Linked DNA regions of Mus musculus: all the other regions are linked to region 3. Evidence: chromatin contacts called from ENCODE Hi-C or POLR2A ChIA-PET data. All regions are on one chromosome and are shown on one strand. Each heading gives the region's core, a stretch centred on a gene start or an enhancer-like site at or near the end of the contact. The rest is flanking DNA. Distances are from core to core; before and after follow the strand shown.

Region 1 (3,364 bases), core at 642-3,141, 37 kb before region 3:
CAGGCCAGGTAAAATAAGGAAGAAGAAATAGTGCGTTGACAATGACAAACATTTTAGTGTGGGTGGCATAGATCGAGCTGGTATTATTGAGAAAGGAGTTATATAAATTTTACAAAGACAGCAAGATTAGTTTTTGACCTGTTGCAATCACGGAGAAGGTAGGATATGTTAGAATGGTGATGAACTAAAGTTGAGGTAAACAACCACAACAGCTAGGCATGGGGGCACACACCTTAATCCCGGTGCTCAGGAGGCAGGAGCAGGGGGGTCTCTGTGAGTTCAAGGCCAGCCTGATATGCAGAGTTTCAGACCAGCCAAGGCAATCCTAGTGTCTGATGGAGAAGGAGAGAGATTGGAAACTCAGAGCATAAAACTCTCCAAAAGTTTCACATTAAAAGCAGGGGTCGGGGTAGGGAGTACTCGTTGCTTTTGCAGAGGACCTAGGTTCAGCTTCCAGGACCTATATAGTGACTCAATCAACTATCTATAACTCGAGTTTGAGGGGCTTCAACACTCTCTTCTGACCTCTGCATGTACATATATACATTGCCTTCAGGCAAAATACTTTTTTTTTTTTTTTTGGTTTTTCGAGACAGGGTTTCTCTGTGTAGCCCTGGCTGTCCTGGAACTCACTCTGTAGACCAGGCTGGCCTAGAACTCAGAAATCTGCCAGCCTCTGCCTCCCAAGTGCTGGAATTAAAGGTGTGCACCACCACTGCCCGGCTCAGGCAAAACACTTATATACATAAAAATTTTCAAAATCTAAAAGCAACCTGAGGCCCTTAATACCATTGATCTCTATGGCCCTGAGCCTCTACCCTCATTTCCAACTGTAGGTGCTCAGAGCAGCGATCATGTCGGCCTCCTCACTACTTGCTAAGTGTTCACTCGACTTTTCCGGGCTTCAGAGCCTTTGGATTTGTCCTTCCTCAATCCGGGAAGTTACCTGTCTAGGTATGTTTTGCTTGTCTAATTTCTTTCATTCAGACCTGCTGTAAGCACACTTCCTCAGAAATCTCTCTCTAAATCAACTCGTCTAAGCTAACACTGCACATGTCTTCTACCTGTAGCCTCCTTTGCCCTGCAGTATTGTTTGTTTCATAGCACTTAACATCACACGACACTCAACGGTGTGTCTGTCTCATCGCCTGTAACAAAGTCCAAGAGCCCAGAGCGTTTGGGCTTATTCACTGTTATGTCCCTGGTAAGCAGAATAGAGCCTGGTACATGAGAAATTCCTCTATAAAAGCCTAGTGAGTTGTGTGAGATGTAGTAAAGGGAATTAAAAGAAAAAGAAAAAGAAAAAAAAAACCCATATACCACAAAAGAGCTGCAAAGTTAGTCATTTACAAGTTCTGGAACTTTCCTACCATTTCAGGAGGGGAGAAGCAGAAAACAATAAACCCTCTTTAAGGCTCCCACTTGTGATCCATCTTCTCAGGGGAAAGGGAACTTTGGGGGAGTCTGTCACCAAAGGAAAGACTTGAGGTACTTTCCTACTGTGTTCCCTGTGACATTCGTGAAGGAGAGGAATTCTCCACTTGCATACTGGATGAAAGAAAGGCTCTTCTTCCACCTCAGCTGCACATCAGAGCTTGGAGGGAAACCCTGGGGGATGCTGACAGACTTCAGCTTTCCCAAACGTTTCTTTGGGCGGGTGTCATCAGCCAGGTGTGCTCCACAGACTAGGTGGAGCCTGGGAAAGGCGTGAGGACGTCGCACTCGGGGGCCCCTGGGGCAAGCGTGCTTGCCCTTCCCCGCGGCCGCCGGCTTTCCGCCGCAGCCTGCCCCGGCCAGGTCGCCGGGGCGCGGGAGAGCCCAGCGGCGTCTGCACCCTTCCCTCCCCCGCCGCGCCCTCCTCCGCCCACGCGCTGCAGCCTCAGCTGCGGCTTTCCGCCGTTCCCGGCAGCGCTGAGCCCGGAATCCAATTACTTTTCCCTGAGGAGCTTCGTACACCCGCCAGGCCCCAGAGGGAGGAGCGGGGGGTCGAGCGGCCGCCCACTTCCCGCCGCCCGAGGCCGAGGCCGGGCTGCTCGGGCGGGGCGAGCGCGGTCTCGGAGGGGCGCGCGGAGCAGCAGCCGTCGGGACTATTTGTCCTTCCGCGTGCGGCCCAGCTGGGCCCCGGCGCGAGGCTCCAGGCGCTGTGGCCCGGGCGCCAGCGTCCCCAAGGATGAGTGGCAGGAGATTAGCCCCGGGGCTTCCCCGCGCGGGCGCGGCTCGAGGCCCGCGCGCACGCGCACTCCGGGGTCCGAGCACGGAGGTCGCCTTGTGTCCAGTGGCCTTTTCCTGGGCGCAGCGCTCCTGGGCCCCAGGATTCAGCTCTGTAAAGTGAAAGTGAAGTGGAGCAAGATGGCCAAGGGTAGGAGGTTTGCACGTGCTCTCCACCACACTTGTACATCCCGAGACTGTACAGGGACGCTACAGGGGTGAATCTATGAAGAGGAAGGAAAAGAGGACTTCCTTCCTGGTTCTTCAGGGGCTGGGTGGAGAACCCATTGATCCCCTTGAGGGTTCTTGCTCACTTGGTTTAAGCTGTAGACAGAAAGCCTAATAGAGCCTATTCTAGCTACAGCCTAGGGCGGAGGTCCTCAACTTCCTCCTGCATACCCTGTCAGATTATGAGTCCACGACTGACAAACACATTTGAAAAAGAAAATGCCTTATTTTCTCCTTTTGATTCTGTTTCTCTTGAGACTGTGGCTGACCCTTAGGCCCTTGATGTTCTTGAATATGATTGACACACGTGATTAGGCTAGTGAGAGAGAAGCAGAGAAATTGCTATCAAAACAATTATATGCAGAGACATCAGAACAAAAGCCCAAGAGCCCCGAGGACTAAAAGACCATCCTGGCTCTGCCATAGATGCCCTCTGGGATGGTGGCCAAGTCAGATCATCTCTTTGTGTCTTGCTTCTTGGCAAGTTAAATAAAACTATCCTGCTACTCTCCCTGTCTCAAGGAGTGTTATAAAAATAAACTAAAAGAACCAACTGAAAATATAGAAGGTTTAGTTTTTAGGGGGTGTGGGAAAATGATACCGTTGAAAGGCACTAAAGGGAAAATTCTATGAGAGAAAGCCACTTGACCATCTGCCTATCGTCTCATCTTCTCCGTTCAATCTAATGTACACATAGAAACTATAGGTAGAGTTATCTAGTAAGTACTGTGTGGTTTTTATAAGAATTATAATAAAGGAGGGAATAAGGGGAGGGGGATTTCAGAGGGAGACCAGGAAGAGGGATAACATTTGAAATGTAAATAAAGAAAATATCTAATAATAAAATATATATATAATCTAGTCAACGCTAATTGTACTCTCAGACCCTCTCCCATGCCTATGTCCTAGCCATTTCCACATGCTCTGA
Region 2 (3,261 bases), core at 215-2,714, 58 kb before region 3:
CACAGGCTAAATGAAGTCGTGGGGAGGGAAATGCTGAGAAGTCTTCAGGAAAAAAAATATTTTTTTTCTTTCATATAAAGTCTAAAATCTCTAATAATTATCAGAAGGGAGTGACTCAACCAGAGCTCATGATTACATTGTTCTTCTTTTAACTAGTTAAATCAAATGACCCCTCTGGCATTAAAGTTTGAAATCTGCAAGTCTAGACATTACATCAAAGTTCAGGTGTCCAACTTGGGGGAGCTGGACTCCAGCCCTGAGAACTAGCGCTGAAAAGCAGATGGAGTTGCCCGCTGCCATGTCGCTTTCCCCCCTTTTCTCTCTTGCTCCCGATCTCGGGAAACCTCAGCAGAACCCCAAGATGCGGAGGAAAGCTCTCATACCGCACTGAAGTCCAGCAGGTCGCTCAGCTCCTTGTCGGTCCCTATCGCGGCCATGCGCTGCTGCTGGGGATTCATCTTCAGCCACTTCTAGCAGGTCCTAAGGCAGAGAAGACAGGCTGAGCCGCGGACACCCGGACGCTCGACGTGAGAAGGAGAGAGAGGGAGAGAGAGAGAGAGAGAGAGAGAGAGAGAGAGAGAGAGAGAGAGAGAGAGAGAGAGAGAGAGGCAGCGCTCGGGGTGGGGGGCGCCGAGCGACACGCCAGATCCCCACGCATACCCGAAGGACAGTGACGGAAGCCGCTCCGACACGGGAGCCCACGCGTGGCTCCGTGGCTCCCGCAAGTTTCCAAGGTGGCTCGGCTTCGGGGTGCCCCCGGGGAGGAGTACGGAGCGAGCCCGCGCCCAGCGAGGGAGCGAGAAAGCGGCGGCGACCCGGAGACCAAGTGACTCACTCGCTCAGCAACAATAGAGCTGACAAGTTGCGGGGAGCGCGCCGCTCGCAGGCCCGCGTCTGCGGCCCGGACGTCCCCAGCGGGGGTCCCCGGCTTGGTTGAGAGCGCCCCACGCGCGTCCGCGCCCCGCAAACTCCCGCCCGGCCTCCACCTCCCACTTGGGCCGCCCTGCCCCGGACTCGCGGAACAATGAGGCGGGCTCGGCGGCTCCCCGGCCCCGAGCGCCGAGCCCCGAGCGCCGCGCAGGCCGAGCGCCGCTGCCCGGGCCTGGACCCCGCAGCTCGCGCCTCCGCCCCGCCGCGCGCCGCAACTTGGACGCGGCCCCGGGCTCCGCGCCGTACAAAGGGACCTGAGTTCCGCACGTCCCGCCCGCCGCCCGCGGTTACCTGCCGCCCGGGCTCCGCATCCAACCTTCCCGATTAAAGTTCACTTTGGCCGGGAGCGCGGGCTCAGGCTTTCCCCCTCCCCACGCGCCGCCGGCGGCTGCGTTGCCTCGGGCCCCCGCGAGTGCTTGAGTCGGCGCGACTCGGGCGGCTCTCGGGCTTAGCCGCCCGTGGCTCCCCGGGCGGGCTGGCTGTCCCCCCGATAGAACTTGTGGGTCTCCTCAGGCGGACATTTTTTTTTTTTTCCGCTGAGGCGGCCTCAGCACCGAGCTCCGCTCGCCTCCGGATCCCTCCGCGCCTCAAGCGCGTCGGCTTAACCCCTCGCTGCCCGGCGCGCTCCCGCCTCCCGCGCCGAGGAAGTGGGACCGCGGAGGGGGCGGGGAGGCACGGGGCGGGGCGGAGCGGCGGACGGACAAAGCCCACGGCGGGCGGCGGCCGTCTCCTCAAGCTCACTGCGCCCCGAAGTGCCGCGACGGGGACGCAGCTGGGCAGCATCTGGATCTGCCACCCGCAGCCATTCCGGAGCTCAGCCACGCCGGACGCGGGAGGCGAGGCCGGCTGTGGAGCCGCAGCTGTGGTGGGCGGACTCTGTGGGAAAAGCGCAAAGCCCCTCACGCCGCGCTCATCAGCTTGCTCACCTGAGCGTGCCGTCCCACCTGAGCCCCGCGCTGCAACACCAAGTTCTGGGAAAGGATTGCGCCTGGCCTTTGCTGTAACCAGAGAGACAGCCCCAGGAAGTTAAGTCTTGATGAGCAAGTTCCGAACTTGGCCTGAAGAAGCCCCAAAGAAAAAGGGGAAAAATTCGGCCTTGGAAGTTAAGGTTTACTTGAGGGGAAGCTAAGGTGATTGTGTTGAGGTCTGCGAGCACAGAGAAGACCAGCCAGGCCCAAGCAGAAGAAACACTCGAGACAAGCATCCAAAGAAACGAATTGAAGACAGTGGCCAACTCTTGAGTATCCTGACTGTAAGAAGGAGCCGTTGGCCTCAGAAGTTCATATAAAGAAGATAGTTAAATGTGCCATTGCTGTACTTACTGCAACCAGAGCTGTCCAACCAGAGAAGCAAATTAAGGTTTATATGTGGGACCTCCGTATAGACCATTCCAGAACTAATGGTAGCCTACTCACCCCCAAAGCCAGTCCCACTTAGGTACATACATGCTTTGGCAACTTGTGGAGTGTGTCTCCATCCTAAACAAAGTAGCATGATTTCACCTAAAAAATGATAACGATCCCGTTTCCAACTAAGACTAGCGGATGGTTAACCCACATACAAATAGGCAATTTGCTGAAGTCTTTGAGAACATTTTTGCAAATGCTATAAAAAAAAAAAATGAATGTCATCTTCCAAACTCAAGATCTAGCCAGAGTAAATCAAACAGACAAGAAGAAAGTCTTCGCAAGGAGAGATCTGATCTTTGATGATGTTTCCAATATAAATCAAACAGTTCTGAGCCAAGTCTAGCATCATTGATTAAATGAACAGGGTTTGGTTATCCGTAATTTGGTGTATACAAAAGTGAGGCAAAAAGCAGTCACAGAACAACCAGGAAATTTGATTAGGTAACTGGTAAAGCCATATTTCTGTGGTACAATCTCTAGGGAAGATGCTGAGGTTTGGTCTTCTGCTATGCATTGTAATACTAACTACTGGCCTGGTTGCCCCCAGGGATGAGAGAATCTGCACTTAGGTAACCTTGTCCCCAAGTTATCCCTGATTGGTGAATAAAGATACCCACTGCCTATGAGCAGAAGAGAGATAGGCAGAGTTTTGGTTCTTGGGCTTGGGGTTCCCAGTCAGGAACCAGGAGGAGAGGGTAGTAGGTAGAGAGAAGAGAGCACACCATGGGGTAGGTGAATCATGAAAACATGGCCATGAGAGCTGGCCACTTGGAGTTAAGGACAGCCAGATGAAATGTGGCAAGTTACAACTCGGGGTTATTGATAGGGAAGTAGACATAATAGCTTAGAAGGTAGATATCTGACCAGATCTAGTACATTAAAGGGTCATTATAAATATAAAAGTTGTGTGTCTTTTGTCTGA
Region 3 (3,328 bases), core at 288-2,787:
ATAGAGAGAGAAGTTCACATGACTCTCCCTCACCCTTGACCCTTTTCCTGGCTTGCTGATGGCCTGAGGATATCAGTGACTTTCTCAGTGTGGGACCCTGGGTCCAAGGAGAAAGAGCAGCTCTTATTCACAAGCAATGGGATCTGTCTTCCTCTGAAAGGCAACACAAGCGCTGGCCGTTGTTTCCTAGATCCAGACTCACCCCAGTCAGGCAGGTGGCTGCACAGGGGGCTTTTCTGAAAACAGAGTAAGATCAGACACATCTTACTGCTATGAGCATCTAAAGATTTCAACCGAGACAAAAAAAAAAATAAAGACAGACACACTGAAAACCAGGAAAAGACACATACACACATACACACACACACATACACACACACACACACACAAAACCTTCAGGAACTTAGAAAGCCACATGTATCATACAGACAGAGGACATTAGGTAGCTTGTTAGAAATGAGCAAGCTTGGGGCTGGTGAGATGGCTCAGTGGGTAAGAGCACCTGACTGTTCTTCCAAAGGTCCGGAGTTCAAATCCCAGCAACCACATGGTGGCTCACAACCATCCGTAACGAGATCTGACGCCCTCTTCTGGTGTGTCTAAAGACAGCTACAGTGTACTTACATATAATAAATAAATAAATCTTAAAAAAAAAAGGTTTAAAAAAAAAAAAGAAATGAGCAAGCTTGAAGCTCATTGAGGGTGGACCCTTCTGTCAGCATTAGACTCCATGTCTTGGTACGACACAAATTTTAAGGAAGAGGGACATTCCAAAGCTGCTCCTCCCTAGAACTGAAATATCATGGTTGATGGGCTCTAGCCCCTTTGCAAATGGCAGCAGAGGTTGAGAGCGCCCTTCTATGAAGACAGCAGGCGCCTCCCTTGCCCAGGCAAGCACAAGACCTCTTGCGATAAGGAGAAAATCCTGTTTTACAACCTCAGGGGTACAGCCTGAAGCCAGAAGGTGAAAATAACCAGGGTACATCTGAGGATAGGAAGTAGCGACCCACAGTGAGATGTTGAGCTGTGTGCTTATGGAATCTAGAAGCCCATCCCTTGTAGTTGGGGTAGACCCTCTCTGCTAAGCCGGCTCACCACCCAGAAAAGTATAATATAACCTGTTTGTTTGTTTTTTTTCCTCCTCTGTCTCCCTCTTTTGTACACTGCCTAAAATCTTAATCCTCTGTCCTTATCTCTGTCCCCCCTCCCCCCTTTCTCTCTCTGTTTGTGTCTGTCTCTCTTTCTCTCTTCCCCGCCTCCCCACTCCCACCCCCAACCCCATGCAGCTGCTACCAGACTCCTTGAAGCCCCTGCTTACTTTCCCCCTGCTTAGAAAGGACAACTCTCTCTTCGCATCTAGCCACGCTCCCTTTGTGCAGCAGCCTGAGACCTCCAGCCTGCCTGACCCACCCGTCACATGATGTCTTGCTCTCAAACTCCAATAAAAGTGTCCTCAAGTTTCCTTCTGAGTCTGTTTTAAATTATTTTATTTATGAGACTAGGGACCTGCACAGGGGACAGTGTTCTCCTGTGATAATAGGACACACGCAAGCAAAGATCTGAGGCGAGTCCGCACACTGCTGGCTGACCTCCAGGCAGGATGCAAACAGGAAGTAATATCTAAGGCGGGGTTGTAAACAGCCGGACTAGGCACAGAGGAAGCACCGCAGCACCTAGCTCGACTGCAAGGCCGAAAAGAAATATTTTATCCTCTCTTCCCCCTTCCTGTCTTTTTCCTCATTGAATCTTTTCTTTTTCCCTCACATCGACCAAAATCCTTTAAGCAGGAAAACATCCTACAATAACGAAGTTTACAGATAAGCAAACAAACCTGAGAGTTAATTCCTAGAAAACTGTCCCAATAGAAGTGCTTTATGCTGAAACAAAGGGATGCCACATACGGAGTACGAGTACCAGGAGGGGCTCAAAGTACAGCTGGAAGGGAAGGTACAAACCGCCATGCACACAGCCCTAGTCCAATCCCCCTCCGGTGGGGGTGGGGGTGGGGGTGGGGGTGGGGGGCTACGGGTACTCATGGCGGTATACACCTTTAATCCCAGCACTTGGGAGGCTGAAGAAGGAGAATTGTGTGTTTGAAGTCAACCTGAGATACATTGCAAGCTTAAGGCTCGTGTATGCTACATTCTAAGTCCCTGTAGTCTTGTTTTATATTCTGTGTCAGGACATTTTTCTATCTCAAACTTCTCTTCAATAAGATTTTTAAGACTGATGCTCTGTGTAACGTTTCCCTGTGTCTTGTTTTTTTTTTTTTTTTTTTTTTTGACATGTTCATATTCCTTGAAATATTTTGAGTAGTATTTCTGGAAATTGAATTTTTTTATTCTTTAATTATTTTAGTATACAATATAATGGCATTTTATCCTGACATTTTCATATACAGCAATGCATCTTGATCACAGTTACATTTACTCCCCAGCCCCTCCTGCCTTCCATGCTGTGATCCTCATCCTCTCGGCCCCCTGTGCTTTCACGTCTTAAAAATATATGGGGCAAGTGCGTGCGTGCGTGCGTGCGTGTGTGTGTGTGTGTGTGTGTGCCTGTATGCATGAGTTTGTGGTGTGTGTGTCTGTGTGTGTGCCTATATACATGAGTTTGTGTGTGTGTGTGTGTGTGTGTGTGTGCATGTGTGTGTGTGCATGCATGTGTAGTCAAATCTAACCTCCACGTATGAGAAACAAGCAGCATCCCTTTTGTGCCTTCAGAATCCTTCACAGAAAGCCCTGGTCTATGCAACTATTTCTCCTGTTTTCCCCTAGAAGTTTCGGGGTCTGGGGTCAGTTCCCTGAATTGCCCCTTCTTATCCTACCTACCTTTTACCCATAACCTCTACTGTAGACTTCACACATGAAAGAAAACATGCTTATTTTGTTTAACATAATGATTGCCAATTCCACACATTTTCCCGCAGCTCACACAGTTTTTATTCTTCTTACAGCTGAGGAAAGCCCTCTGCTGTTTGTTTATCACATTCTCCTTACCCAAGCATACGTTAGTAGGTTTCTGGGTTTCTGGGCTGCTTCCATATCTTCACTATTGCAAACAGTGCAGCAATAAATGTGGATAGATGACTCCACAGCTAAGAACACTGGCTGCTCTTGCAGAGGACAGATTCCCAGCACCCATGTGGTGGCTCACAACCATCTGTAGACCCCAGGGGTTCTGACTCCTCTTTTGGCCTCCAGAGGCCAAAATGCATATATGTGGTATGCATCTATAAAGGCAGAACAGCCATATACATACAATAAAACAAAATGAACACTTGAACATCACATCTTAGCTTCCTTCAGTCTTCTGGATACCCAGAGTG

What was found. A loop is a pair of places that touch in the nucleus more often than their neighbours do. ChIA-PET counts read pairs that join two places held with the same protein, here RNA polymerase II (POLR2A).
Region 1: a map of heart shows a loop between it and region 3 (2.8-fold over the local background). The contact joins two enhancer-like sites. A Hi-C loop is called at or near these places in 7 of 37 maps with a recorded cell type or tissue (adrenal gland, gastrocnemius, heart and 1 more). POLR2A ChIA-PET finds 5 or more read pairs at or near these places in 2 of 5 experiments (Patski and embryonic stem cell).
Region 2: a map of heart shows a loop between it and region 3 (2.6-fold over the local background). The contact joins the promoter of Tcf12 here to the enhancer-like site in region 3. A Hi-C loop is called at or near these places in 1 of 37 maps with a recorded cell type or tissue (heart). POLR2A ChIA-PET finds 5 or more read pairs at or near these places in 4 of 5 experiments (Patski and embryonic stem cell).

The regions. Positions count from the first base shown.
Region 1 is chr9:72,131,185-72,134,548 of GRCm38, forward strand. No RefSeq gene overlaps it. Among named protein-coding and RNA genes, the nearest start is that of Tcf12, 21 kb to the left of the region's middle. Within about 2 kb of position 1,892, at least 1 of the 3 ENCODE cell types and tissues checked has a DNase peak (open chromatin) inside an H3K27ac peak, as active enhancers do; it is heart, where a contact is called at or near this core.
Region 2 is chr9:72,110,355-72,113,615 of GRCm38, forward strand. Tcf12 (transcription factor 12) reads right to left here and starts at 1,465. Exons shown (of 21, transcript NM_011544.3): 1 at 1,222-1,465; 2 at 384-480. The coding sequence starts at 458.
Region 3 is chr9:72,168,479-72,171,806 of GRCm38, forward strand. No RefSeq gene overlaps it. Among named protein-coding and RNA genes, the nearest start is that of Tcf12, 58 kb to the left of the region's middle. Within about 2 kb of position 1,538, at least 1 of the 3 ENCODE cell types and tissues checked has a DNase peak (open chromatin) inside an H3K27ac peak, as active enhancers do; it is heart, where a contact is called at or near this core.